Linked DNA regions of Mus musculus: all the other regions are linked to region 3. A link is a loop called in an ENCODE intact Hi-C map of the cell type or tissue named here. Cell type or tissue: heart. All regions are shown on one strand. Region 1 has its middle 19 kb from the start of Gm36894. Region 2 has its middle 16 kb from the start of B020018J22Rik. Region 3 holds the start of Kif26a (kinesin family member 26A). Region 4 overlaps Gm36894 (a long non-coding RNA gene). Region 5 has its middle 30 kb from the start of Gm29890. Region 6 has its middle 5.4 kb from the start of Gm29890. Region 7 has its middle 15 kb from the start of A530016L24Rik.

Region 1 (4,000 bases), 55 kb after region 3:
GTGTCTCTGTCTTCTTCTCTCATGAGAATACAGACTAGGTGATGTCTGACCTAGGGTCTTTGCTATCTCAGTCACTTCTTTAATGGACCCATCTTTTAATACACTTCCATGCTGAGGTCCTGGGGACAGGGTATCAACATGGGAAGTCTGGGAGGGATTGCCCTTAGACCAGAACACCCTTAATCATCATCTGTCCCCCTGGCTGGCACTTAGTGCTGTGGTCCAGCTGGCCTCTACTCTACAGACTCTGAGAATCACCTCCCAGCCCACCACCACCCGGCCTGTGCATCCTGCTCTCTCAGAGCCTCTGCAGAAGCGTGTGATGAACCCAGAATATCATTAGAATCACTGGACCATCTGGCTTCCTCAAGAGGCCAGTTGTTAGAACCCAGTCTAAGGCTACTTTCCCACAGTTTTTTTTTTTAAGTTTTTTTTCCTTCTAAATTTCATGTGCATTGATTGATATTTGTCTGCATGTATGTCTATGCGACGGTTTCAGATTCCCTGAAACTGGAGTTACAGACACTTGCGAATTGCCATGTGGATGCTGGGAATTGAACTCAGGTCTTCTTGAAGAGCAGACTGTGGAACCATCTCTCCAGCCCCAACAACCCCAGCTTCTATGTCTCAAGTTATACATATCCAATGCCAGAGAGATGAGCCCCAGGATGCAAAGTGCAGGTGGATAGAAGGATGTGTGCTGGTTAGTTTATGTCAACTTGACATAAAATAGAGTCATCAGAAAGGAAGGAGCCTTGACTAGGAAAGCGCCTCCATGAGATCAGACTGTAGGCAAGCCTGTAGGATATTTTCTTAATTGGTGATCCCTGGGGAACTCCAGCACATTCAGGGTGGTTCCATTCCCGGGCTGGTGGCCCTGGGTTTTGTAAGAATACAGGCTGAGCAAGCTACGAGAAGCAAGCCAGTAAGCAGCACCCGTCCATGCCCCTGCATCAGCTCTGCCTCCAGGTTCTTGCTCTGCCTGAGTTCCTGTCCTGACATCCTTTAGCGATGGGCTATGATATGCAAGTGTAAGCCGCGCAAACTCTTTCCTCCCCAGCTTGCTTTGGTTATGTGTTTTGTCACAGCAATATTAACCCCGAGACAGATGGGATGCCGTGCTCAGAGGCTTTAACATTTGTATGTAGGTGACAGAGGTCACAGAGGCACACAGAGCAGTAAGGGTCAACTGGCCTGGGCTCTTGAGGAACACATCCTCCTGGCCCCTCTGAAGAAAATATTCTGAAGGAACATTCCATGCACTTGGAAAGACTCCCAACTCTCAGGACTATGAGAGAGGGAGAGCCTGGTGCTCTCCTCTGGGCAAGCGCAGGCTCTTGTGACAATCCCCAGGATACCTGGCCACTCTGAAACTTCTCTTTGGTGACCCAGGGGCAGGCTAAGCAGTGCTGGGTCTGTGATTGTGGGTAATTAGGGTTAATTTCTCTTGGAGCCACCAAGCTCCAGCTAAAAGCTGTTAGAGCTAATTGCTTCCGTAATGAGCCTATCTTGGCAAGGCTCCGCTGGCACTGGCTGGGGTGGGGCTGTGTGGCCTTTCCTGGGGACCTTCCCTGGACCTCTCTGAGACAGCCAAAAGTCCTGAGTGGAGGCATGAGGTGCTGAGGACCCACCCATAGCTCATCTGCTGGCCTCCTGCTTAAGTTCTCAGAGAGAGTAGCACTGGGGTCTGAGACTCTGCCTAGGATTCAGCCCTTGGTCTTCTGCAGTGCAGGGCAGAGGATAACACTTGCAGGCAGGGCAGAGGATAACACTTGCAGGCAGGGCAGAGGATAACACTTGCAGGCAGGGCAGAGGATAACACTTGCAGGCCTGGAAGGAAGGTTGAGGCAGGACCCCGCAGGGAGGGGTGCCTGCATATGGCTGTCACTGCAGGGTGAAGCAGCCCTGAGCAGATGACTGAATGCACAGTGCAGGGAAACATTGGGGAAACTGCGTCTCGGGGGAAGCAGAGGGTGCGGCCCATTCTAGCCTCTCCATTCTGCTCAGAAATTCATGGACACCAGGAACCCTGAACTTAAATTCAGATCCAGGGTCTGGAAGTATGGAAGGCCACATGGGTGTGGCTGTTGGCTCTAAGCGTGGCCTTTCAGAGACTGCCAACAAGCATATGGACAGCAGTCTGAGCTCACTTCCTCCCTCCCATAGGACAGGGTGTTGATTTGGTGTCAGGGGCCCTCTGCAGGCTTGGTGGCAGAGAGTCCTCTCTACTCTGGGCTTCTCAGCCCTCTGCGGTACTTAGGGGTGGGATGTCCCAGGGAGGATGCACATTGTGTGCACATGTGTGTACAGCAATGCATGCTATAAGGCACCAAGGTTGAGATGGTTGTGAAATGTTAATTATATGCACACTGAGCTGGTCCTGCCTTGAGGCTACTGAGGAGCAAACCAAGGACCACGTGCTGGGCAGGAAGCTGCTATCCCACTGCTGACCCTGGTTTCTGCGGCTCTCAAGCCCTGTGGACCAGGCAGCCCTAAGCAGCTCTGGCACCCTGTCTCGGAAATGCTCTCTGGAGCCAGAACTCCTCTGTTAATTCTGGTTTCAGCCTGGGGGGAGCTGTACCCTATCCCAACTAGGCCTGGGGCTAGACCAGGGGCAGGCTGCTCCCCACTGGGTACCAGGACACTAAGTGTATGGAGCAATGTGAAAGAGTCCATTTTGGGGGTGCAATGGGGTACACGGACCTCCTTACTGTCCTTACTCTTTTTTTTGTTTTCATTTTTTGAGACAGGGTTTCTCTGTGTAGCCCTGGCTGTCCTGGAACTCACTCTGTAGACCAGGTTAGCCTCGAACTCAGAAATCCACCTGCCTCTGCCTCCCAAGTGCTGGGATTAAAGGTGTGCGTCACCACCGTCTGGCACTGAACTCTTAACCACATGTTCATGTGGCGTCCACTGTTATGATCCTTCAAGCCTCACTGTTGGCTTAGAGGTGTCTGTGACCTCATGAGTCGGGCTGAGGTAACATGTGCCTGTTGCCTCTTGCCTGTGGCCCATGAAATACACAGTGGCACCCTGATGTGCTGGAGACAAGCACTCCATGCAGGACCTTCAGCGGTCATCTGCTGATGTCAGCAGCCTGTGAACCCAGGGCATTCTGGGCTGTGAAGCAATACAACCCACTGAACTCGGGGCAGACTTTCTCTGGATTTCTTACTATAAGTTGAGCAGCTTAGAGACAGGAGAAAAAAACCAAAAGCAAAAGGCTGTAAAAAAAAACTAACGGTGAGAGATTGCCCTGAATGCTTGATTTAGAAACAAAAGTTTGTGCTTTCTAGTGCTGAGTAAACGAACGCCCTGCTTAGCCAGCAAACCCCTACTTAGCCAACTGCATCCACCTTTGTGTAACCCCGACTTTGGAACTGAGAACAGTGTGTGACCGGAGGGGCCAAGTCGCTAACATATCAACTCATTAGCAAAGGGAAGGCAGACTGTGGGTGCCTCTCCCCCTACTCCCAGCAACCCTCAGGTTGATGCAAGACTTTACTCCTGGTGAAACGTGGTTATAAAACCCATTTCCAATCTCAAATGATCAAATCTCCCTGCCACTGAACCCTAGCACCTAAATGGAAAATTGGCACGTGGATTGCTGCTCAGGTGAGGACACCAGAGGCAGCCTGGGCAGTGTGTGCTACAGGCGTTGCTCCTTTGGTCTCATTTTCTTCACCACTTAGCAGATGGCCACTCGCTGTGAAGGTGCAGGACATGCTAGGCCCATACTGAATCTCTGAGAGAGCCAACATGCCTACCCCCACATCTAGGCTCAGGCTACCCAGTAGCAGGGCCGGTTTGCCTAATGGCGGAGCTCTGGCTATGTACCACCTATCTCCTTGGTGTTTGCTGGAGAGAGGCAGTCAGAGGAATAGTGCGTTGTAGGTGTAAGGCAGCCATCTGGGCTAGAGGCTTCCTGATGTCTAGAAGGACTGGAGCCACCCAGACCTGTACCCTCTGTCCCTGAGTAGCTGTCTGTGGCCTGGAGAAT
Region 2 (4,000 bases), 310 kb after region 3:
GTTTTTTTTTTCCCTTTTAATCTGTGTGTGGTGGCATCTCTGTGTTTGAATTTGCAATTCCATCGTAACAAACGGCTGTGAACGCCTTCTCACGTGCTCACTCGCCATCTGTCTGTCCTCTGTGGTGAGCTGTCTCTCCAGATCTCTCCCCATTGTTAATCAGGCTGTTTGTTTTCTGATTGCTTCGTGCCGAGGTTTCTTTGTAGAATTTCTAAGTGCAACATGAGAGGTTGAATATACAAAATGGACAGGACGTGTATATAAACACTTTAACCCACAGCCCGAGGCCAGCAGCCTGGAAAACAGATCTCTTTCCACTCCAACCAGCCAGGAAGCCTCCTGCTGTATGCTGGGCTTTCAGAAAATTAGGTCAGCAGCAACAGGAAGCCACACAATAGACTCTGTAACTATCGGTACAGACAGCCGGACTCGATTACATGGAAGCTTCCATGATCTTGTTCCCCACTTTCCGCCCAGAACCCAGGACCAGCCTTCCCACAGAGGGCCCATCCCAGAGGCTGGCTGCATGCATCCCAGGCCGGCAGCCCCCACGGGACATCTCCAGTCATGTTATTACCTGCCCTCACTTTTCAACAGTGCCTTCCAGAGGTGACCTGCCCACAGAGCGGGCAGCCCAAGCAGGACACCCTTCCATGCCCTCTTCTCGTTTTCCAAGAGCACATTTACATTATTCAAAGCCCATTTTCCTTCGAGGGTCAAGCTTTGGGGGAAGTGTCGGGATGGTAACTGCATAGTATTCTGTATCCACCTTGTTGCTGGCTCAGTGGCCTCCCTGTCCTGCATCTTGCATTAGCGTATGGGCTGAGTTTGGGCTGAGATGTTTCCCTTTTGGTCAAATCTGGATCAGGTTGCTCTGTTGGGGTTAGGGTCACAGCAGTTCCATTTACACAGAATGGAGCCATCCCCAGGAACATAGAGACCTGGGGATCCTTGCGCAGAAGCAAGGAGCTTTCCTGAAAGCCACGGATTTGGGGCAGGGCAGCTGTCCTTCCTTGAGCTCACTGCACACAGAACAGCCAGAGTCGGGGTACCACGGTGGACAGGAGCATCAAAACCATTCTCCTGTCCCCAAATCAGACAGAGCCAGGGACTACGGACAGCACACTCATGGGTCACTGAACACCAGCTTGTCCTGGCATCTTCAAGACTGTTCTCATCTGAGAGTGACTGCTCTGAGGACAGGCAGTAGTGCCTGCAGACACTCTTAGTTGTCACACGGAAGGAGTGCTGCGTGGAGCCGCACAGAAAATAAACACGCATGCGCGCATGCGCAAGAGAAACTTCATAGTTCACCCCAATTTTTTAAAGCTTATTTTATGTGTATGGATGTCTTGCTTGCATGTATGTGTCCACTGTATGTGTGTGCAAGCACACTGCTTGTGTGTTGAGTGCCAGAAGGGGCCAGAAGGTGGTGCTGGATCCCTGGGACTGAAGTTACACGTGGTGGGCTGCCACGTGGGCTCTTGGAACTGAACAGGGTCCTCAGCAAGAGCAGCCAGTGTTCTGAACGCTGCGCCACCTTGTGGTGGTTTGAATATGAATGCCCCTCGTAGGCTCATCGATTCAAATGCTTGGTCACTAGGGAATGGCACTATTTGAAGGGATTAGAAGGTGTGGCCTTATTGGGGCAGGTGTGACCTTGTGGGAGGAAGAGTGTCCCTGAGGATGGGCTGAGGGTTTCAGAAGCCCAAGCCAGGCCCAGTGGCTCTCTCCCCCTGCCTGCTACCTGAGGATCCAGATGTAAAACTCTCAGCTACGTCTCCAGCTCTGTGAGCACACTGCTTGGTACAGTGTATCAAGGTTGTCCTTGAGTTTCTCAAATGACGATTTCTCTGTCCCCATATATTGTCTCTTGCTGAACACAGCCTTGTAATGCTTATACCAAGAATCCCCTGTCTCCACTTTGTGAAACAATTCTTACCATTTGCTCTCTGACCTGTCAATAACTGTTGATGACCCAATGGCTGGGCAGAAGACAGAAAAGGGTAGCTATCTGCCAGCCAGGGGGAGGAGGGAGAGAGAGTGAGGAAGGGGAGGGAGATTCAGATCAGCCCTGAGGAGGAGAGGGTCTGAAAAGACACCATGAGAAAAAACATCTGAAGCCCAAAGATCCAGATCAATAATAATATGCAAGTATCCTGGGATGGGGCTGGGAGGGAGCCAGATTAGCTTAAGGGTTATTATAAATCTTTTATCTGCCCAGTATTGAGGTGTAGATTGAAACAAATCTTGATTTCTCTGTGTGGTTATTGGGGTAAGAAACCCAGTCGCCAGGTTAATTCATTACTCACACTATATTACAAATAATTCATTTTATACAGCTCCACGTCTGTCTGGGCGCTGCTATGCTCCTTACCATGAGGATAATGGACAAAGCCTCTGAAAGCGCAAGCAGGGCCCAGTTACATGCGCTCGCTCCTTCATAAGCGTTGCCGTGGTCATGGTGTGTCTTCAGGCAATAGAACTCTGTTAGGACACATCTCCCCTGCCCCCTGCTGTTGCTGACTCCGTTCTGGCAGTCTGTACCTTCAAGGAATATGCTCATTTCATAAAAGTTACCAAACACAATGGCATAAAATTCTCAACAGTCTTCATTATCCTTTTAATATTTGTAAAAACCCTGCAGTGAGCTCACCTTCCTTATTCCTAAGCTGAACAATTCTCCCTCTCGCTCCTTGCTGACGGATGTGACCTAAGTGCCGCTATGCTCCCCACCATGGGGTTATGCAGCCATATCAGGGGTCCTGCCTGCCTTCCTGTTTTCTCCGTTGCTTTCTACTCTGTGGGTCTCTGACCTTTGCTGTCTCTGTCTGCTGCTAGCCCTGAGTTCGGGCTCTTGTTTGTCTGGTTCGGTTTGGTTTTGGAAGGCAGGCTGGGGCGCTTGGGTTCACACATTCTTTCTTTTTACAGAGTCGTGAGATCCCAGTTTCTCTCACGGGCAACTTGAGCACCAAGTTGCAGTCTGACCTGCTAGGTTTTAAAATACTTAATAAAACAGACCCTTGGTTAGTGTAAGTATGCTATCCACTTAAGTGGTTCTGCACTCTATAGATTTCCTTTTATTGTTAGGTTCCTGCTTAAACCTATGGTGTCAGAGAAAACTGTATAATTTGAATATTTTTTTCAATGAATGGGGATTTGACCTGCCAGTCATGACACAGTATGTCCTGACAAATGTCCTCGTTTGCTTGAGAAGAGCATGCGCTTTGCTCTGTGCACTGTGTCCTGGAAATGGTGACATAGTGTCACAGGACTTCTGTCTCCTATTGGTCCTGTCAGCTGATGAGAGATGATTTCAGCTGTGGTGTTATTTCCCCCATGGTTTTGTTTTGTGCATTTCAGATCTCGGCTACTGGGTTCCTAAGCATGCACCATTTTGATGTCTTCAGAAGTGATACTCTGTCTTGGAATGACCTGCGTCTCAACATTCGCTGCTGAGAACCTACCTTCACAATGAAACCAGTTTTGCTTTTAACATTCGCATTAAACTTATGTCTTCACCGGCCCCGCGTATGCCCTTGGGACAGAGTCATACTGTAGACCAGGTTGGCCTTGAACTCAGAAATCGGCTTGCTTCTACCTCCCAAATGCTAGAACTGAAGATGTAAGCCACTATACCCAGCCTGCTTCCTTCTGTCTTTAAACTACAGGTTGTGTCTTGTAACAATCCTTGCACTTGCTTCTTTATCCAATCTGAGAATGTTGTCTCCTAATGTGGATAATAGCCATCCTAATGTGGATGTGTGAGCCATTTTTATGTACTTTGAATGCTGGAAGGGCCTGCATATTTGCTTCTATTCATCCAAATCCAACTGAAAGAGATGGGACAGGGGGTGGATAACCACTCCGTTCAAGACGATACTCAGGTTGCAGATAAACACATGAAAATATTTTCTACTTTGTTTTACTATTACAAACATGCAAATGAGTACCGCTACAGTAGATACCACCCCCTCCCCAAGCGTTCGCTAGAATGGCT
Region 3 (4,000 bases):
GACTTTAATCAATCCACAGAGGTGGTGGATGGCCTCCTCCCGAGATTCAGGGGCTTGGAGGGGACTGAATGGGGGGGCGGGTGAAGACAGGAGTGGTTTTTCTGAGAGGAAGCTTGATGTCCTATTGGAGCCTAGGCTCCGGATCTGGAGCTGAGAGGAGGGGCTCCGTTCCCTTTAATGGCTTGTCTTGGTCTCTGTCCCAGACTGTGAATGGCCACTGCAGTAGAAGGGTCCATGGCCCCTCTTGTTCCTTTCCAGTTTAGAAGCCCGGCAGACTAGAGTTGGAAGCAGAACCACAGGGTCCCTGGCCTGTCAGGCTGAGACACTGATCTCTAGTTGCCACAGGGGGGCGTCAAGCAAGGGACTCCAGCGCTGAAGGAGCAGAGATGAAGAGATTCCAAGGTTCTCCAGAGTGGAGTGTGGAGGGGATCGGGAGTCTCAGCAGCCCAGCCTGGCCTCTAAAGATGTCTCCTTCTCCGATACCCTCTACCTCTAAAGACTTGGGGGGCGGGGTTAGGTTATTTAGGCAACCCCTTCTCTCCCGGACTGATCCTCCGCCCAGACCTTGTGATCTCACCCCGTGCTACCCCCCATGCCCAAGGCTTTAGAGTGCCAGTTTGTGTCCAAGCAAAGCCTCGCTGCAAACCTGGGGAGAGAGGGTTCCTAAACACTGCCCCAGGGGTAAGTGCTTTGGAGCACGTGCAGTGTTGGGAGCACCGGGTTATCTGCCTCCCCAAGTCTGTCTGTCTGTCTGTCTTTTTCTTTTCTTCAGACCGGACCCTAAGATGCCTAGGACAGCATAGGGTGAAGCTGGAAAGATGCCCCTTATCTGCAGAGGTTTCCAGGAGCCCAACTTGGTTGCGGTGTCCCTTCCTGGTGGCAGTGCCCACTGCAAAAAGTCCTGGTGTCTTGGGACGCGGAAGGCGGATAGGTGCAGACCTAGCGGGATCCTGGTCCCCCATTCTCTTCTACACACCTCTCCCCAACTCGGGTCCGCGTGTCCGGCTCGCCGCCCGGGCTGAGGGGGCGCTGTCGGCGCGGGCGGGCGGGGCTGTCAGCGCGGGCGCTCGGCGCGGAGCAAGCGCAGGGCTGGGGGGGCGCCGGCCGCCGAGTACTGGGGGCCTGGTGGGCGGCGGGCGCCGTGCGGGGCTCGGCGACGGCGGGCGCGCGGCCAGGGTGCGCGCGGGAGGGGTGGTTACGGCGGCGGCGGGAGACGCTCGAGGACGCTGCCCACGGTCCACTCCTCCATGGCGCTGCCGGGGTCCCCCGAGCCGCCCCGCGGCGCGCCCCGAAAGGTTCCAAGCCTGCTAGAGATGGGGTCGCTCTGCCTGGACTCAGACATCATCCTGGGTTTCACCAGTCACCTCCTGCGGCGGCGAGGCAAGGTGAGAGCTCGCGGGGCCGGGCTGGCAGTGGTGACGCCGTCCCGCGACTTTGCTGCGCAGCACCGCGAAAACGCGGCAGGTCCCGGGCGGAGACCTGTATCTGCACTTTCCCGAGCTGATGCCGCTTGATTCTCCCTCTCTAGTCGAGGCTACGCTGGAACCCGAGCCTTGAGCAGCGATCTTCCACGGAGGAGAGCGTAGCGCAGAGATCGCGGTTATCTCACCTTGCAGGGATGGGCGAGGAAAAAGCCTAGGGGGAGGTGATCTGAGTTCTGAGATCATTCTGGTTGCTTGGTGCATCCCGGGGTCTTGTGGAGCTGTGTTTTTGTGTCCTCTGGGAACTCGAACGTAGAGTATGCTTCCCGAAGAACCGCGCTGGTGCGGGGAAGTGAAGTTGCGGGTGTGGCCCATCATGAGCGCAGGCCCTGGGTTCCGGGTGATGCTTCTCGGTGTGCGTGTGAGGAGTATGTGTGCGTGTGTGTAAGTCGATAACAATGTATGAGCCTCCTGGGCCCCGGGTGTTTGTTTCAGTGCGGTAGAGGGGCGGGCGGGGTGACGCTGTTTGTAGTGCTTGCAGGGGTGGACTGAGGAGGGTGGTGCCTGAGGCTACCCGGATCCCATGGTGGGCCGTCGCCTGCCTGTCTTCCCTTCGCAAGGCTGAGAAGGGCCTGGAGGCTTGGGGGTTGCAGAAAGTGGGGAGCCCGTTCCCAGTTTATTCATGACTTCCTGTCGTGTTTACAGACTCTTTTAAGTCGTAGATGACCTGGAAAACCGGATCTTCATCCCACTCTTGGCCAATAGTGCGTAGGAGTGGAGGGCTAAGTAAGCAGGGTCCAGGTGGGGAAAGGAGAGGTCGTTTGACAGACCTTATACCGTGCGAAGGTCTGACTGCTCTGGGGATGTCCGACCAGGGTCTTTCCTTGAATCACCCTGGCTCAGCTGTCCTAAGTCTCAGCCTCAAGCGGAAAGCTCTGCGCTCAGAACGCGTGGTGTCCTGTCTCTGCGCCCTCGAAACCTGTGCTCACTACGGCCGGCAGGTGGCGCTTGTGTCACGGGGAGCCACGCCGCAGATCCCGCCTGGCTCCTATCTGGGGTTTCGGGTTGATCCAGAGCTTGGGCCGGAGTCCCCCGCGACCTCAGAAGGTGGTGACATTTGGGGTCTGACTTGGGCGAGAGCAACAACTGGTCGCTGGGGAAGGAGGGAGACCTCCGGGTCGGAGACAAACAGGCAATTAATTCCGGAGCTAACTCCCCATCTGCCAGGCCGGCAGACAACAGGTCCGGCACACCCCCAGGGCCAAGCCGCAGCGCTTCCTCCCACTTCGCAGGCGGCTCAGTGTGCAATCCATTTTAAGGCACAGGCGCGGCTGCAAGGACACTTCGAGACAGTTCGTAGCCCCTCACTGCACTTCTTGAAACACGACCCTCATCCATGAGAGACAGTTGGCGCCAAAGCATGGCCAGACACACTCAAGTGCTCTGGGTGTTCTGGGGAAGCCGTTGGCCCGGGTCCAGCCCCTTTCATTACCCCCCATCCCCCCACCCCCACCCGCTTTCGTGCTGTGCGATCTTGGGCAAAAGCTTCAGTTTTCCCGCTCGCAAAGTGATGAGAGTGTTGGGTGCCTCCCAGGAGGCGCACTCCATCCTCGCTCAGGAGAGACAGAGGCGCATGCGTGCGCGTAACTTGTGTCTCGGCAGCCCCCACCGCCCCTCCCGCATCAACACTCAACTAACAGGTTGGGGGTCCTAGCAGTAGGCGGGGCCGCAAGGAGGAGCGGGACCCCCGCCCACTTGGCTCTGCTCAGGATGGGGGCGGCGCTCTGGCGTCCCGCCCCCTTCCCTCCCCCTACAAGCTTTGGCCCGCCCCCGCCCAGCCTGTCCCGGAGCAAGCCGGTCGCGTCCACAGCGTGCTCTCCGCCACTCGCCTGCTCTGCCAACTTCAGAGCAGCAGGCCTGGCCATGGGGGTGCCCCTGGGCCGGATCACGTAGCCACTGTACCCCGAGAGCCAACGTATCCCTTCCTGCGACCGTGCCATGGTCGGCCGCGGCGCCTCCTTGTGTGCGGTGCAGCCCGCGGTACGCAAGGCCCTGCTAGGAGCGGGCGGCTGGGCTCGACGGGCACCGGGTTCAGAGCCCAGGACAACGATGATGCTAGCGGGGTGTACAGCGCCCTCTAGGGGTGGGGCGCGGAGCGGGACGGGGCCCCGAGCGTCGGGCTGGGGCTTCTTCTTCAGGGACTCCTGGCGTTGCATCCAGGGCCCTAACTTTTGTGCGAGCGTGGCTTTAGGGGCGTGAGCGACTGGGTCTGGAGTCGGCCGCGTGGAGTCCCGCAGTGGCGCCGCGCGAAGGTTTGGGCTTACTGTCCCATCTCCAACCCCCGCAGGTGGCTGAGTGCGGCCCGGCTCGAGAGACCCCGCCACTTGAGGTATCCCCGCGCAAGAGGCTGCCCGCCGGGCTCGATCAAGACCCATGCAGCAGCCGCCCTGCTCCGGAGGGCGCCGGGGCCAGCGCTGAGCAGAGCCACTCGGCCGGTGGGGGCGGGTGGTGCCGCCACTGCCACACGAAGCTCGTGGAGCTAAAACGACAGGCGTGGAAGTTGGTCAGCGGGCCCGGGA
Region 4 (4,000 bases), 130 kb after region 3:
GAATGTCTTCTGCCTTTAGCACTCTCCAAAAGTGCAGGTTGTCTTTTTCCTTCACAGCCTAGGATCTGGAGACAAAGGCTCTGTCACAGGGTGCTTCAAGGCAGGAGCAGGTCACCGGTAGAGCAGGTGTCTTTGGGGCTGGCCAGACTGTTCATCTGGTCTACCCAGCAGGGGCCTCAGCAGGACATAGTGGCCAGCTGGAGAGGGCCAAAGAGAAGCTGGAGGCAGTCACATGGGTAGGGGTACTGCTCTAGCTTAGGGCTTTCTCTGTACTCCTTCCTCAGCTCCTAGACTCTGAGGACCCCTGCCACACTCTGTCCTTTTAGTGACCACTGGACAGAGAACCTACCTGCTAGGTGGGTGAGCTGGGTTGGACAGGGAGCTAAGCTGTTTCTGAGAACTAACCCTGGGGCTGTAGCTGTACCTTGCAGAATCTCAGAATCCTGTCCCCATGGGATTCCGGGCTTTGGGAACCCCAGGGGAGTAAGGAGGTCCCTGGGTACTGGAAGATATAAATGGTGCCCTGCCCTGCTCTCGAGCTTGTTTCCAGGCTCAGTGTGGCTCTTGGTCAGGTCAGATGAGAGGGTCTATGGAGACCAGAGCTGGGTCTGACTGCATCCTCCTCTGCTACCCTGTAGGGCTAGGCGAGGTGTCCTCTATGTCTCTGTCCTGCTCTCGGCCTTGACACTTAATGAGATAAGTCTTTCCTTCAGATCTAAAACTTTAGGGGCCCAGAGGCCTGGGGTGAGAGCAGGTTGTGTTTAAGCCTTGAAACTGGGGCTCTGAGGGGCACCATGGCTAGAGCTGTGGCCTCTTGTCTCCTCCCTGTTCACCTCCCTCTGGGATATCCAAGTTTTCAAGAAACTTCTGATGGCTGCTTTAATACTCCAGGCTGAGCCAAGCTGAATTTCCAGGGCTTTGGGGAGGGTCTGAATCTATGTGAGGTATGCAGATCTTTGAATATAGACTGTGGAGGGTCAGAGTGTAGACAGCCAGGGCATGGACTCCTAGGCTGCCTGGCAGGCGTGTGAGGCCATGCAGGAGTCTAAGCCCCATGTTCTTCATCCTTTAATGCCTGGATGTGCATGGGTGACCTGAGCCTGTAGCTGTTGGCACACACAGGTTCTAATGAGCAGCCTCTATGCCCCGACCCCACACACCACCTTGAGAAGGAAGTCTCTGAAGAGACCTTTTGGGCTGGCAAATCTAGACTCAGCATATCCTTTGTGCTGGACACATATCTGGGTCTGGAAACAATCCTGTTCGACTTTTGGCATTTTTCAGACAGTTCCAGAGTGTCTCCTGGGATGTCACAGACACCCATAGGTGCACTCCTCAGGGAGGTCCATTAGACCAAATATGAAGGCAGAGGATCACAGTTCCATGTGCCCCTGGCACTGGGTGAGGTGGGTAGGCGTCTCGCTCCTCCCCACCGCACAGGGATGTGGGGCTCACTAGCAGTGGGACCTCAGAAGTCATGGGTGCTAGAAGGCACCTGGCTTGCACTCTGCTGTGGCCCTCCTTGGGCAGGTGTCCAGAAGAAGGCCTGAGGATTTCATGGAGGACATTGGCATTGCCTAGCTATAGTGGTCTGCACAGCTCCAGTTAGGCCTGGACTCAAGGGAGGAGGGCAGGGCAGCCTCCTACAGGCTTTACTAGATTATCTCATTTGCAAACAATAAATGTCTACAAGCAGAGCTCCTGTCAGGCTCCCCTTCCAGGACGCAAATGTAGCTTTTGTCTGCCTCTGCCCTTTGTTAAAACAACCGCAGTGCCAGGCAGATAAACAAGACGATTAAATGTAAATGATGTCATCTTCCTCCTTCATTCGCATTAATGAGAAGCCCAGGCCCTGGCCAGGGCGCTGGCGGAAGCCACTAGCTACTGAATCCTATTAAAAAGCAACCAAGAGGCAGTGCTGACCTTTGCTTTGAGTGGCTGACCCAGCACCCAAAAGCGGGTGGGACAGCTGGGACCAACAGCTCTGGTTTTGACAAGGACTGCATTTAAATTGCGAATATTTACCATCTCCCCTTAATGAATGGCCCTTTGGTACTACAAAGAAACACAGAGATCAAGAGAGATGCAGACAGGGTCATCCTCCACCCCACCCCATGCTACTGGCTCCAGGCCGGAGGTGGCACCCAAGGCGAGGCCAGGAGGTGGAATGAGTTGAAAAGCTGCCCAGGACACAGGGCAGTGCTTGCTCCGGGGATGGTGGTCAGAGCAAGCTGCCACACAACCAAAGACTCATTGTTGGAGCCCAGAGCCCCTGGGATCGGCTGGATCCTTGAGCCCAGACCTATGGGCTGCTTGTTGAGGGCTACTGTGAGTGTGGGCATCTGCTCTGGGGAGGCCACGGTCCAGCAGCTGATGTCCTTGATTGCATCACAGGTACAGGCCATGTGTAAGCTCGTGTGGGGAGGACCCCAGGAAGTCTGTCTCACTGGAAAGATTGAACCCCAGACCTCTGTGGAGTGCTGAACTGATGGATACAGCCAGTGTGAACCCAACGGTGCCTCCTGAAACCGACCTGACCTGCTGCCCCTCCCCCAAGCCCCAACTGGAGGAAAGTAAACTCTAAACCCACGTGACCCAAGCTCTAGTTCCGGTAGCCCTGTGACCTCAGGCGCATCCCCTCACTTCTCTGAGTGTCAGCGATGGCAACACACCCCTTCCCCAGGTCAGTGAGCAGGTCACAGGAACTGAAGAGTCCGGACCGGTGTCTGGCGCGCACACAGCAGGGGCTCCCATTATTGCGTTATTGCAGACGAATGGGCAGTTTCAATAATTCTGACATCTAATGCACAGTCGGTTCAGAGCTCCCGGACTCCAGATGCTCTGTCCGGCAGAAAACAGCGTGGAGGAAGATGCTGATGTTGGGTCTCCAGAAGCATCGTGTATTCCCGCACTGCCTTCTTCTTGTCTTTCCTAACCCTGGAGGCCTCTGTCTACCTACAGTCCTTAACCCTCTGCAGGCTAAGTCTTTCACATGTGAATTGGGGCAACAAAGTAACTTAGCCCCTAAGTCCTAGAGAGCACAAACCTACAGGCTGACCAGCACGGAGGGAGGGGAGGGGAGTCATCCTGGGTATGGAGCACCGGGCACTCCCTGGGGGCTGCCACTGTGTCTGCTCTGAGCTGGGGGACCATTTGGGTTGTTCAGTTGGAGGCCAAGACAGCTAAGACAGCTCTGGCCTAGAGCCAGTGCTAGCCCAGTAGAGGTGGCTCTTAGACTGTGAGACTGGGTGAGTGCTCACTTGTGGTACAGGGCGGGATGAACCTGGAGGCATCAGCATCCCCTAGCTGAGTCTGGCTCCCAGGCAACCCCGTGCATTCCTCACACACATGCAGGACAGATCTGCTCAGGGCCTGGCCATGTACAGTGCGGCTGCCGGTTTGTGGGCACCTAATCGGGTAGCTGTGTCCTCCCGGCTAAGCCACTCACTGGATGATTCCCCCACTGTTGAGTAGCAGTAGCTCCCCAGCCCCTGGCATCAAGGATCCGGGTAGAAATGCCTCCTCCCCAGAGGGACCCGCTTTACTTTCTGGTACCATGATAAACACCATGACCAAAGCAGCCTTAGAAGAAGAAAAGGGTTTATTGCATCTTATCATCTTTAGGGATAACACTGTCCCCCAAACCTCTTGTCAAAGGCAGGTGCACGGCTTGATTTGTAGACTGAAACCGGCTACTTCAGTCACTGAAGGTTTCTATATCAGCATGGAGGTCTTAGGTTCCCACAACTGGCCCATGGGCAGAGTTTATATCTTGAGGGACAACATCTGGGTTCCTGTAAAGGGCAGGATTGCTTCTGATGTGATTTACAGCCTCTGAAGGGGGTGCTTAGAACAGTGTGGAGTCTAAGTCAAGACAAACTGAGTTCCCGAGACAGAAACCTGAAACAGATGTGCCAAGGGACTCGGGAGGGTGAGGCGGCAGAGAGATGCTACATCAGGGTCTTCCAGGAGCTCCAGGGGTATAGCTAACTTCAAGAGA
Region 5 (4,000 bases), 170 kb after region 3:
ATTATGTGTTGGTGTCTGTGGGTATGTGAATGGATGTGTAGATGCCTGTGGAGGCCACAAGAGGGAGTCAGATCTCCTGGAGCTGGACTTATATGGGGCTGAAGCCTCTCTCCAGCCCAGCACAGTATATGTTCTTTAGGAAGCATATGGCCTGTCTTTTCTTTTCTTTGGGTTTTATTTAATGTTTTTCAGTAAAGGCTTTAAAAAAAATAACTTTCCCACAAAATAAGTTCACATTTATTGTTGCTTAGTTCTATTAGCATCTTAAAAGATAATTTCCAACTATGGTTGCTGTGAAGACGTGCAATTGGACTGCAGATACCAACTGTGTGTTTCGGACTGAGTAAACTCGTGCTTTGATTTGAACAATGTGTCCTTTCCTTCTACTTAAATGAACCTATCAGGAGAGGACACTGACAGTGTGTCCCCACCCCACACCCCACGCCCTCCACCCATACAATTATTTCTTTGCTTGCTTTACTGAACCAGTTGGGCACTTTGGTAGTTAGTTTTTGACTTTGAAAATAAACACATCAAAATGCATTAACAGATGCTGCCTGGATATTGGGGCTGCTACGGACCAGGACCTTCATAGATGGCATAAACACATTGTTTACTGTTCTAGAGGTTGGTAGGTGCTAGAAGATTCTGAGTCTGGCAAGGCCAGTTCTTCATAGGTGTTATGTGTCCTCACCTAGAGGAAGGAAGGAGTCCCTCTGACCTTTTAAAATGGCGCTAATCACCCCCTACAACCCTACCCCTTGAGACCATTGAACTGGGCATGGGATTGTAACTGAAGAGAAAAAAAACTTATAATTTTGGGTCTTATAGCATTGTGGTATCTAAGTTCAAGAAATTCAGGGCTGAAGAATAGACCCAGGCAGATCCAGGCACAGCCAGATCCACCCTGTAGCTAAGAATGTCCAGCCATAAAAGATAAAAAAGAGAGTGCAGGAACTAGCCAGGGCTATCAGGACGGACCAAATGGCCATCTGGCAGGATGGTGCCTCCCGGGTGGCGCCTCCCTATAGCCCACCATAAATCATACATTGACCAGGTGTCCTGCTGACCTCGAGAAGTCCAAGTCCTTGTGCCTACCTACACCTTAACTGGCATGTACTGCCCTGTTAATTTGTAATCACCTCGCCGACATTTAAATAAGCCAATCATGTGTAACCACGCAAATTCCTTCAGCTCCCTCCCTTTTTGGTTTGTGGTTTTTGCCTTTATAAGCCTGTAAGAAGTTTGGGCCGGGGTCGAACTCCCCTGCCCCCTGCGTGGTGCGTGAGTTTCGACCCCAGCATGCTGGCTTGAGCGTTCCTTTGTTGTTTGTGTGTTTGTGTGCCATTAAAAACCTCGTGTTGTTACAGCGAGTATGGTCTAAGTGTCCTACTGGGTGTGCGCCTCCCCGAGGAGGGACTCCCCGCGGGGGTCTTTCATAACCAGTGAGCTTTGTCAGCGCAAACGTTCAGATCAAAGCAACCATGAAAAGAATATAAATACTCTTGTATCATCCAGACAAGTGGAGACGGAAATACACAGGATAGACAAGATGAACACATAGAAAGACCAGGAAGAAGAGAAAACAAAAGGAACATGAAAAGATGCAAATTCCAGCACTAGTCACACACACACACACACACACACACACACACACACACACACACACACACACACACACACACACACACACACACACACACACACACACACACACACACACAGAGCCACTTCTGCGAAGTTGCCTGCAGCGCCACCTCTGGGCTGGAGGAGTGTATGGCAGCCTAGCTCTGGGCCCTAGACCCAGCTGCTCAGGTCTGGGATTCCCAAGGGCACCTGACACCAGCCTTGCCACCTGGGGTTCAGGTCCGCCTGACTACAGAGGACTCTGCCAAGAATTCTGAGAGGTGCAGGCCGCCCAGTCGTAAAGCAACGAAATGCTATAAAAAGAGTTTAATCGCGCACACGAGGCCAACATTGCAGTTAATTTATCGCTCTGCAAAATTAAAGCTGTTCTGGGGTTTGCCATCACTCACGAAACATGGAGTTATTTATTGGACACTGTCAGAGCTGAAGAGATCCGGAATTCAGGTCAGGGAAAGTCAAGTTTTACAAAGGCTTGTCTGTGTCCCCAGAGGCTAGATGGCTAGGGATGACATTCCTGTTTTTCATTGATGAACCGGGACGGAGACAATTACTGCGCTTGCTTCCCTGATGAGAAAGCCCAGGCAGGCTCTGGGGAGTTTGGGGGACATGTGGCATGCTGTGACTTACAGAACTCCACTGAGGAGATCTTGTGCTGTTCACCCTGGAGGTGCGGAGTAGGTGTGAAGAAACCCACCCCGGTGGGTTGGTCCAGTGTAAAGAAGCAGCCATGAGACCTCAGGAAATGAGGAAACGTGGTAGTTTGGGGTGCACTCTGGTTGTAGGACTGCTAGACTCCACACACCGGGCCTTCTCAGCAGCCTAAGCACCTGCTTGCAGGGATGAGGGTGAAAGTGGGGGCTGGGCGATCCTCTGGGCTCTAATTAGCCAGGTAATAAGGCTGTGTTGTGTCAACATGCTGGGGCAACAGGCTGACTCTTCAGCAGCTGCCTGGCATCGGACAGAGCTGGGCGAGCGAGGCCCATTGACTCGCCAATGGGCCGTGGAGCCCCTATGCTCCTATCTGTGGGGCCCAGCGGAGGCAAGCAGAGCAGGGGCACAGGAGGGCACGTGGCCCTCACTAGACCCCAGACTACTCTTCCACCTGGAGGTGCTCCATCACTGGGACTCATCGCAGTTGCTAGGCAACTGCCAGGTGTCAAGGAACTCCTATTCCAGGCCCTCACTGCTGCAGTGGGGTGCTTTGTCAATGAGTCCAGGATCATGCGCACTCTACACTGTGCCTGGGGGGAATAACAGAAGGTCTCAGGGAGCCATGTGGTCATTGCTTTTCCAAGTCTCATTCCTACACCAGACAGATCACAAACCAGGATCCTCTGCTCGGTCAGGAGATGCTGCATGCCCTCAGGAAGCAGGAAGGAGAGAGGGAGATGCAAGGCCTTGTGCCTGAGGGCTCCTGTGTGGCTTGCTGGTCCTGGCCTCTCTGGAATGCCCTGGACCTGGATCTCTGGCTCAGAATTCCTGTTCCTTTGAAGTGTGGTATACTAGATGGCTGCTTACTTTGGGGATGAGGGCGGGGGTGGGGTGGGGCGGGGGGTGGGAAAGAGCCCATCAAAAGCCTCATTACTGACTCCCTACATGAGGCTCTGCCCACGCTCCTTTTTCCTGGGGTCCCTCCAGCTGACTTTGGCCAGCTAAGATGCCACACCTTAGCTCTCCCTCAGATACATCCTCCGTGAGTCTGAGGTAGCAGCGTCTGTACCCTGGCACCTTCCTGCCCCTGCCCACCGATCTGCATGCCCCCAGCTTCCATCCCAATTTCTGCAGAACTCTCTGACCCCTCCTGTCCTATCCCACTCAGGTTCTAACCCAAGGTTACAGACACCCCATGCAGAGAGCCTAGGTTCTACCTGGGACTCACAACGTGGCCTGAGCCACACCGGGACAGAAACATCCCTCTGGGTTTATGAGCTAGGCATACCTCAGAGAAGGCATCAGCTGGGAAGACCTTGATTTTAGGGTGAAAATCCCAGAATGTACCTGTCTCTGGCCCTTGGAGTCTGCCTGGATTCCATGGCCCAGAGCCACCTCCTTCACTCTCTCCTACCTTTCTGCCTCCAAGCCTTCAGCTGCCTTTGTCAGCAGACTGTCACCTAGTCTGAACAAGTGCTGCTTGATCTTAAACTAGTGAATTCCAAAGACCAAGCAGGGAAACAATTTCCTTAATATCACCAAAAGCACACATCACAGCTAGCAAAACTGAGGAAACCGTGTTCTGACATGCTTATCCACAGAAAAGAGATCTCCACAGCCACGCCGGCGGCGACTGTACCCACTTGCCTTCTGCCCTCCATTTCTGGTGGTGGCAGGGACCTAAGGCACAGAGAGCCACACT
Region 6 (4,000 bases), 200 kb after region 3:
TGAGAGTGGGAGGCTAAAAATAGCCCACTCAGCCAGTTAGTGAGTGCCTGACACCTTACAACCCATCAGTGCGTTCCTTCCCGACATCCCAGGTACACACAGGGCGCCCCTTGGGGGCTCTGTCCTGGTACTCACAGGGGCTCCATGCAGAGGAAGCAAGTTGGAACCATTTTTCGGAGGAAAGAGAGCAAATGGGGACCTGAGTCATCTGTTTGTGGTCTAGACAGATGTGAGCCCCAGTCAGTCGGCTGCAGTACCCCAGTGCTCATTCCATAGACGGCTAAGGCCAGAGGCCTACACTGGGAACCTGGAGTTTAAATGGAGCCTAGAGGTATAGAGCCGGGGTTAGCAAGTGGGCTGGGGGAAGGTAGTGACCCAGCATGGCAGCAGGTCAGGCAATCATCCCAGGCAGGACAGGCAGGTGGGGACATCAGAGCAATGGCCAGCAGCAATGAGTTAATGGATGAGTGGATGGCTGGGTTTGGGAGCGGGCAAAGTAGTTCTGGGTTCCTGACAACACAGAGAGAGAGAGGCAGGATCCAAACACAGCCTGGTCATACACCAGGGACATGAGTGTTGTCAGGAAGGGACTTGGTTTTTGCTCATCTATAGGTACCAAAGACTTGAGTGCATTTCTGATAGACTTGAGGTTAAAGGCAGAGAGAAAGGGGTGGGGATGAGAGATGCAGCAGCCACAACGTGCTGAGCGGAGCCTCGCTCTGCTCAGACGCACTGGGAGGGCAGAATGAGGTCACATTTGGAACCAGAGTCCGGATCATGTGCTGTCTGAAAGAGACACTTTCATAAATCCTGATGCGTGGCTAAGGAACAAAGATGGATACAGACGCAGAGGAAATGACCAGAGGACGGACGAAAGCTAATCTCAGTCAAAACCACTCACGGCACAAATCATGTATGTTAATAGAGGTATCAGGCCTAGCACAGCTGTGACAAGCTTAAACCTGTATGTGCACAGCCTCTGGCACAAATGCGCACAGAAAAACTGTTAGACACATACGGAAACCTACCGGACACAGCTGTAATAGAAATTCATCAAAGCATTGTTAGTACTCGGTGAGGGAGGAAGTGCGTCAAATTAGGAAGGGTGTCGGAGTGCAGGCCCTATAGAATGCAGAGCTATAGGTGCTTTACAGGCCACATTTATCTCTGACCTTGGAATGCTTCCTGCTTCCCAGTAAATCCAAGGAACAAATCAAAAGTCAATCTCACTCATCAGGGAATTACAATTTTTTAAGAAATGAGCTCTTGCCCCACTCCAAGACTAGCAACAAGAAGAGTGTTCTAACTAGCACACAGTGACAGAGTGGAGGGTGTGGATTCCAGACCCTGGCCCTCCATACCTCCTGACCTGCTCTGATCGTGCTCTGAACAGTGACCACTGAGCAGCTGTGACTGTGTCATCCTCTTGGGATGACCCTGTACTACCCACCAGGCTTTCCTTTCCCTCTCTCTGTTCCTGTGACCAGCAGTGGCCCAGAACAAGGGCTGGACCTTTGGGGTACTAGAGGGACATTCCATGGACATGCAGCCCGCCATGGTGACACGAAGTGAGCTAATGGGTGTCCTGCTGCCATGACTTGGAGCTCAGGAGACCGAGGCACACCCAGCTCCCTGTGACCTGTACAGAGGATGTTAGTAGTCCCGAAACAACTTTGAGTGGCGAATGTCTGAGGCTGCAAACACCCTCTCTGCCTCTGGCTCCCTTTGAGTCAAAGGGAATGAGAGCAAAAGAGGAAACCAGGAAGGTCAAGGGCCAGGGGCTCCCAATGCCAACCAGAGGAAATCTGAGAGGTATGAGTGTTCTCTGTAGGCATCTCTTCATGGCCTGCCTAGAGCTCTAGGCTCAGGCTCCTATCTAAGAACCAGAACACACAGGATGAAAGAGCTGTCACCATGGTCCAGACTGCAGACAGGATTAGCCCGAGTCACATAAGCTGGCAACAGGTTACTCCCTGCTGTTCCTCAGGCATTGAAATTGCACAGTGTAGAAGATACTCAAAGCCCTAGACCTCTGAAGAGCAGAGTGGGAACCCCACCACCACCCCCGAAATCATATTTTTATAGGCCCTGAAAGACCTGCTTCCCTGCCCCTGGCTCACATCTGAACGTCTATGGAGCCAGTCTGCACAGCCCTTCTTGGGCCCGGTGGTCACCCCATTCTTGTACTATCAGAGGTGGGGTGACATCTCCTGGCAGAGACAAAACGGATAACTTCTGCAGTGTTTGGTTATATATCAACTCCAGCTGCCAATAACAACCACTCCAGAAAGCCAAGAGACACACAGCCGAGCCAGAAGGGAAACACAGGGAACAGGGTCAGCAGTGACTTGCGTTTGGAACTCTTCCACAAGGGTCCTAAAATAGCCAGCAAGGGAAGAGAGGCAAAGGTGAGGAAATGCAGAGGGAAAAGCATTTACCAAAGAATCTGAATCTATAAAAAAAAAAATCCTAAGTGGAAAATATAAAATAAGAGACCCAATGGTGTGGGCATGGTAGCACACACATCTGCAATCTCAGTATGAGGGAGGCTGGAGTTCAAAGCCAGCCTGAGCTACATAGGGAGGAAAGGAATGAAAGAGGGAGGGAGGGAGGGGAGAGGGAGGGGAGAGAAAAGCAGTAAATAGATTTAAGGGCATTGTTTAAGAGTTTAAGTTTTGACACACAGAAGCTATACATATCTCCAGTGCATCCTGTGGTGTTCTGACATATGTGCACATTGTGTGAGGTTCAAATCTGCATAAACATGTTTACCTCCTCCAAAGTTCATTGCTTCTGTGGCAGAAACATTCACAACCCTTCACTCTAGGTTTTGGGACACGTGCAGGACATTGCTGCTATGTCTGTCTGTGCTGTGCAAACCCATTTTTTTTGGCTTAATTGTGACTTCGCATCCACTGGTCAACTTCTCCCCCCCCCCCAACACAACCCTGCCCCCCTCCCACCCCCCTCCCCCCTCCCCCTCCCCCTGCCACGTGCGCCTCTCTCCACTCTCCAGCCTCCGGGAACTGCTTCTCTCAATTTCTATGACATCACCAGATGAGCTTTTCAGCGTTCTGTTTGGGTGAGATCATGTAGGGCTTGTCTCTCGACACCTTCATTTGACTTAATGACCTGTAATTCCATCCGCATTGTACAAGTGACAGGATCGCTCCTTCTCCGCGCCGAGTCGCTTCCCAGGCTATGTACTACACTTTCTTTATGTGACTAGGAGTTGACGGATGCTTGGGCTCTTTCCCTTGCTAGGCTGGTGTGAGCGTGCAGCAATAAAGCCCGTGGCGCAGGCGTGCGCAGCTCTCCTGTGGATGTTACCCACTGCAGGTTGATGGATCATGTGCTGTTCGGATGCTAATTTTTCAAGTAACCTCCTTGCCTTCTGTCATAGTGGCTGTGCTAACTCACATGCCCACCCAGAGTGTGCCGACACTCCCCTTCCCCACACCTTTGAGGTCACTTCTCGACTTTTGTCTTACAGATGACAGTCATCCTAACCCGTGGGTGAGGTGTCTTAGTCAGGGTTTCTATCCCTGTACAAAACATTATGACCGAGAAGCAAGTTGGGGAGGAAAGGGTTTATTCAGCTTACACTTCCACATTGCTGTTCATCACCAAAGGAGGTCAGGACAGGAACTCACACAGGGCAGGATCTTGGAGGCAGGAACTGATGCAGAGGCCATGGAGGAATGCTGCTTACTGGCTTGCTTCCCCTGGTTTGTTCAGCTTACTTTCTTATAAATCCCACAACTACCAGCCCAGGGATAGCACCACTCACAATGGGCCCTCCCACCTTGATCACTAATTAAGAAAATGCCTTACAGCCAGTACATGAGGCTAGCTCATTTTAGTTTTGGTTTGTTTCCCTAATATTGAACTTTTTTTTTTCAGGTACCTGTTGGTCACCCATTTGGTACTATTGCCTGTTTTCAAATTGGTTTTTATTGCAATTAAGATATTTTATTCTGCCAGGTGGTGGTGGTGCACA
Region 7 (4,000 bases), 330 kb after region 3:
AACAAGCGCTGGTGGCAGGTAATTTTTCAGAACTCCCCCACACTCACACGCAGTCAGCAGCGTGGTTATGCAGGACCGTGGACGGGGTGGAGAGTGAGTGAATTGAGATGGGGTGAGTGTGTAACAGTGCTGTCATCTTGGGGACAGTTGTGGAGTTGGAAATGAGGCTGCTGGTGGTGGGTGATCAGCCTGGCCATGTTAGGGTGCAGAGAGTCCCTGCAGGGGTCTTCCTGGGGCTCCACATGGCAGATTATGCAAATACCCAGCCTCATACTGTAACAGGCCAAGACACAACCCCAGCACAACCTCTGGGGCTAGCTCCCACCTTCCCAGATGTCCTTGTGGGCAAGCAACACTTGGCATGGGGAGGACATACTAATGGTGGATTCAAATACCCAGACAAGAGCCCAGAGCTCAAGCTGTGTTCTGTCCCCGAGAGTCACAGGCCATCGGCCCCATATCCACGAGGAGCAAAGCAAGGAAAGAAGCTAAATGTCCCCTCCAGACACATTTAAGGTCACCACCACCTTCAGCAGAAAGATGTGTTACCTCACAATGTCCGTCTCTCCGCTCAGATCCTCAGATCTCTGCCTAGAGCCAGGTTCTGTGGGCTAAGTGTGGAGCTCCAGGAGGGCTGGGATCAGGGCTCAGTTAATAGTGGGATCAGGGCTGTTAGTGGTGGGATCAGGGCTCAGTTAGTGGTGGGATCAGGGCTCAAGTTTACAAAAAAAATGAGGATTCAAATATAAGGCTGAGATCCAAATGCTTTGAGTTGAGATCAAGCATCCACATGGGCTGGGATATAGGGCTATTCTCAAACTGAGCCAAAAGTCCTTGACTCAGAAGGGTGTGCTGTGACTATTACAGTCATGCAGGCAGTGGAAAGGCTGCTGCTGCGTTCTCCAAACCCCAGTGGCCTTCGTCAGCTGACAGGAGGGGATCCAGCCCAGATGCCTAGATATGGAAGTGTGGGCTCTGTTGCTTCTGCCTGATACCTGGCTAGTGATGAGAGGGAGGACCCAGGCCAACAAACATGGGCTTGGGTGTAACCCAGCTTTCTCTGACACTGGATTCCACAGGACAACAACCAGAACCCTGCAGACTAGGTGCCCACAGGGCTCCCAGAAGTGTCTGCAGCCCCCTGCTAGGGAGACCCCTGGCTTTATACTATTCATTCCTTTTATCCCAACCAGGTAAGGCCATTCAGATGAGGTAGGAGGAATACTGGTACTCCAGAGCAGGACCTAAGCCTTTGAGAAAGCACATGGCACCAAGCCACTCTTGTACCCAGAGGCTGTAAGCCCCCAGAGTATAGTACCTGGGAGTTTGTAGTTTCTCCCAATGCAAAGACTGCTCTGATCCAGGCAACTGTGTGGCTCCCCTCAGCCCTGAAAGACACCCTTGGGGGCCCAGACGCTGAGTAACGTATTGTCCCCACAGGGTTCTCCTTGTTGATATAAGGGTTCCTGGACCATAGGATGGCCTAGAATAGCCCCACCAGCTGTGGGACAGCTGCCTCCAGCCAGCCCAGCTAAGGATGCAGCCTGACCTTCTCTGGCCAGTCCTCCATCGCCACCTGGTGGTGAACTCCATACATGAGAAAGGCAGCACCAAGGGATGCAGGTCCATCCCCTGCGAGGCTGGGCTACCCTTCTCACTGGCCTTGCAGACATGGGCAGAGGCCAGCGTTTGAGGAAACCGAGGGACCCCGGGCACTGAGCTGGTTTCTGAAGCATCACCTTCATTCTTGAGGAGTCCTGATTGTCACCGGAGCTCCGTCCCCAGAGGGCAAATGACAATAAACACAAATGCAAGACATCAGCAGCCCAGGCAGAGCTGCCCCTGATTGCTAATCACATCCTCATTCCTGAAGCTCTTTAAAACCCTGCCTGAGCCACGTTATTGTCTCCAAAGAGCTGTTATTACTCTTATAAAAAAAACTTATAAAAATTCTAATCAACACTGGTCTTAAACAGCAATGTCGCGCATGCTGCCTGCCTCCTCCTGTGCGGTCCAGGGGAAGTGAGGGGCCTTTATGAGGCCCTGCCCGCCTCCTTTCAACCTCATTGCTTTTGCTGTCTATTGATGTGCTAAAAATGAGGCCTGCGGCTGTAGTTATTGATAGACACTCTTCTACTGTGGCAGCCAGGACCAGGGGCCCTTGAAAAGTTGGGTGTCCTGATGTCAGCACTTGCTGTTGTCCTAGCTCACCCAGGCTTCCTGTTTCACCTGGAAGGACAGGAACACAGCTGGGAGGCCAGCGGACACATGACTGAACAAGCAGCTAAGGGCCCAGCAGTGAGGTCTCAAGTCAGCCTGCAGGCTGTGCTCAGGACATGAAAACCATAGAGCCCATGGCCGGTGTCCATCCTGGCCCATCTCAGGAACCCACACTACCTGAAGGCAAATCATTATGTCCCAGGTCAACGTTGTGTCAGGCTCTCACCTGGGTTCCACCTGCTCACAGAGGAGAATGCAGGTGTGGGCAGGTGGCAGCCACAGGCTGGGGCTGACATTCAGGTGACGGTACACCCAGCACCCACTGCAGCTCTTTAGGGAACCTCCAGAGAGTCTAGCTTCCTGCAGTGAGGAGCAGAAACCTAATGCTGAGAGGATCATGGGAAAACCGGCTGATGGGGTCCCTGAGCAAGTACCACAGCCCAAAGCAAAACCCAAGCTGGCTGGCGCAGGCCCTCTCCTTCAGGGCCTCACAGGAAGCATGATGGTAATAATGGGTTTCAGGTCAGTTCCTGGCAGTAGTCCTGCCCTGAGCGTTGCCTGACCTGTCTTTTGGCATCTATGAGCCTTGATCCCACACCACAGAGCCCAGCTGCTGGAGGGAACTGTATGAAAAGCAGGTAGAATTGTACATGCCTTGAAGCAGCCACAGGTAGAGCTGTGGGCACCCTGGGCAGCAATATCACCACAGACAACCTGGCTCTGTCCCAGATGCTAAGGACACCCCCTACAGACTGCTGGCCGCCAAGCATATCTTCGCCGCCTTGGAGCACCTCAACTGCAGGGCAGCAGATCTGAGCAGGTGGATAGGGAGACCACAGATGACAGGAAGTCCAACCCAGAGAGCCACTGGGGACTAGACGCTGTTCCTCACCTCAAGCAGAGGCAAATCTGAGATAACTGGGAAGAGAAGGATGTCTCAGAGTGACTGCTGAGCCACCCAGAGTCTTAGCATCAGTCAGTAGTTCAGCCAGTGGCTATTTGAAAGGAAAGCCTCTGACTGCTGTATATGGGCCCCTAGGGCCCATGAAACCTGTGTCTCTAGAGAACCAACAGCATGCTCAGGGCACGTGTGGACCCTCCTCCTCCACCCAGACCCTGAAGGGCCACCACAATCTGCATTCATTTGCCACTACCACTGCAGAAATACAAGGTGTGAACGTGCTGGTGTTTAGGGCCCTGTGGGATGTAAACTAGCAGGTGTTCTTTGGGTCTCACAATCTTACAAACAAGGCCCTCAGACATTCTGTGTGACTGTTGAGAGGGGACCAGTTGTCCCATACACCCATTCTGAGTGCACACAAACTGGAGCCCCAAACAGAGAGAAATCTTCCAGGCATGCCTACCTGTCGGACCCAGGGCTCACGGGCCAGCATACCCTTATAAGGGGCAAGCTGGGGGCAGTCTTCAGAGAGGGACTACTGTACTCTGCAAATGCAGGAAGCTTTGATGTCAGAATGGGAAGAGGGCAGTCTGAGTGGAGCATGGCCTTTCCTGAGGTAGGGGTGGGGAACGTGTTTAAGAAGGTCTGTGATGGGGATCTGGGTCACACAGAGCCAGCTGTGGACCAGCAGCCATGTGTTAAGGTGCCTGGCTGGCCTCCCCTGCTAGTTCCTTTCTTCCACCCCAGTTGAGCACAGATGGGCTCCTACAACGAAGGCACTTGAGCACGCAGCATTCCCCAAACTCCACAGCCTACTCTTCCGAGCTGGGGCTGGGGTACAGATGAGGAAGGTTACAGGAAAAGATGTCCCAAAAGGAA

The links. A loop is a pair of places that touch in the nucleus more often than their neighbours do. Peaks named below come from ENCODE experiments on the same cell type or tissue, not always from the same donor. Only the 100,000 strongest peaks of a DNase experiment are listed, where the experiment ranks them.
Region 1: it touches region 3 in a loop (5-fold over the local background); 2 of 42 quality-filtered maps call a loop at or near these places.
Region 2: it touches region 3 in a loop (7-fold over the local background); 14 of 42 quality-filtered maps call a loop at or near these places.
Region 4: a loop joins it to region 3, with 2.1 times the contacts of the local background. A loop is called at or near these places in 2 of 42 quality-filtered maps.
Region 5: it touches region 3 in a loop (7-fold over the local background); 2 of 42 quality-filtered maps call a loop at or near these places.
Region 6: a loop joins it to region 3, with 2.1 times the contacts of the local background. A loop is called at or near these places in 6 of 42 quality-filtered maps.
Region 7: it touches region 3 in a loop (8-fold over the local background); 27 of 42 quality-filtered maps call a loop at or near these places.

What each region holds. Positions count from the first base shown.
Region 1 is chr12:112,198,067-112,202,066 of GRCm38, forward strand. No RefSeq gene overlaps it. Among named protein-coding and RNA genes, the nearest start is that of Gm36894, 19 kb to the right of the region's middle. In heart, a CTCF peak has its summit at 2,214 (motif pointing left); DNase peaks (open chromatin) are centred at 1,513 and 2,157; H3K27me3 peaks cover 923 bases.
Region 2 is chr12:112,449,583-112,453,582 of GRCm38, forward strand. No RefSeq gene overlaps it. Among named protein-coding and RNA genes, the nearest start is that of B020018J22Rik, 16 kb to the left of the region's middle. In heart, a CTCF peak has its summit at 1,526 (motif pointing left); a DNase peak (open chromatin) is centred at 349.
Region 3 is chr12:112,142,946-112,146,945 of GRCm38, forward strand. It overlaps Kif26a (kinesin family member 26A), which reads left to right and starts at 3,263. Exons shown (of 16, transcript NM_001097621.1): 1 at 3,263-3,461; 2 at 3,769-4,000. The coding sequence starts at 3,420. In heart, CTCF peaks have their summits at 339 (motif pointing right), 997, 2,422 (motif pointing right) and 3,570 (motif pointing left); DNase peaks (open chromatin) are centred at 2,526 and 3,386; H3K4me3 peaks cover 3,377 bases; H3K27ac peaks cover 1,601 bases; H3K27me3 peaks cover 2,374 bases.
Region 4 is chr12:112,275,076-112,279,075 of GRCm38, forward strand. The region is part of intron 2 of Gm36894 (a long non-coding RNA gene); the gene reads left to right. Among named protein-coding and RNA genes, the nearest start is that of Gm36894, 58 kb to the left of the region's middle. In heart, no CTCF peak of the experiment used is centred here; a DNase peak (open chromatin) is centred at 1,736; H3K27ac peaks cover 248 bases; H3K27me3 peaks cover 206 bases.
Region 5 is chr12:112,308,163-112,312,162 of GRCm38, forward strand. No RefSeq gene overlaps it. Among named protein-coding and RNA genes, the nearest start is that of Gm29890, 30 kb to the right of the region's middle. In heart, CTCF peaks have their summits at 45 (motif pointing right) and 1,787; no DNase peak of the experiment used is centred here.
Region 6 is chr12:112,343,712-112,347,711 of GRCm38, forward strand. No RefSeq gene overlaps it. Among named protein-coding and RNA genes, the nearest start is that of Gm29890, 5.4 kb to the left of the region's middle. In heart, CTCF peaks have their summits at 1,015 and 2,201 (motif pointing left); DNase peaks (open chromatin) are centred at 750 and 2,290; H3K27ac peaks cover 1,433 bases.
Region 7 is chr12:112,472,390-112,476,389 of GRCm38, forward strand. No RefSeq gene overlaps it. Among named protein-coding and RNA genes, the nearest start is that of A530016L24Rik, 15 kb to the right of the region's middle. In heart, a CTCF peak has its summit at 1,581 (motif pointing left); a DNase peak (open chromatin) is centred at 1,582; H3K27me3 peaks cover 3,668 bases.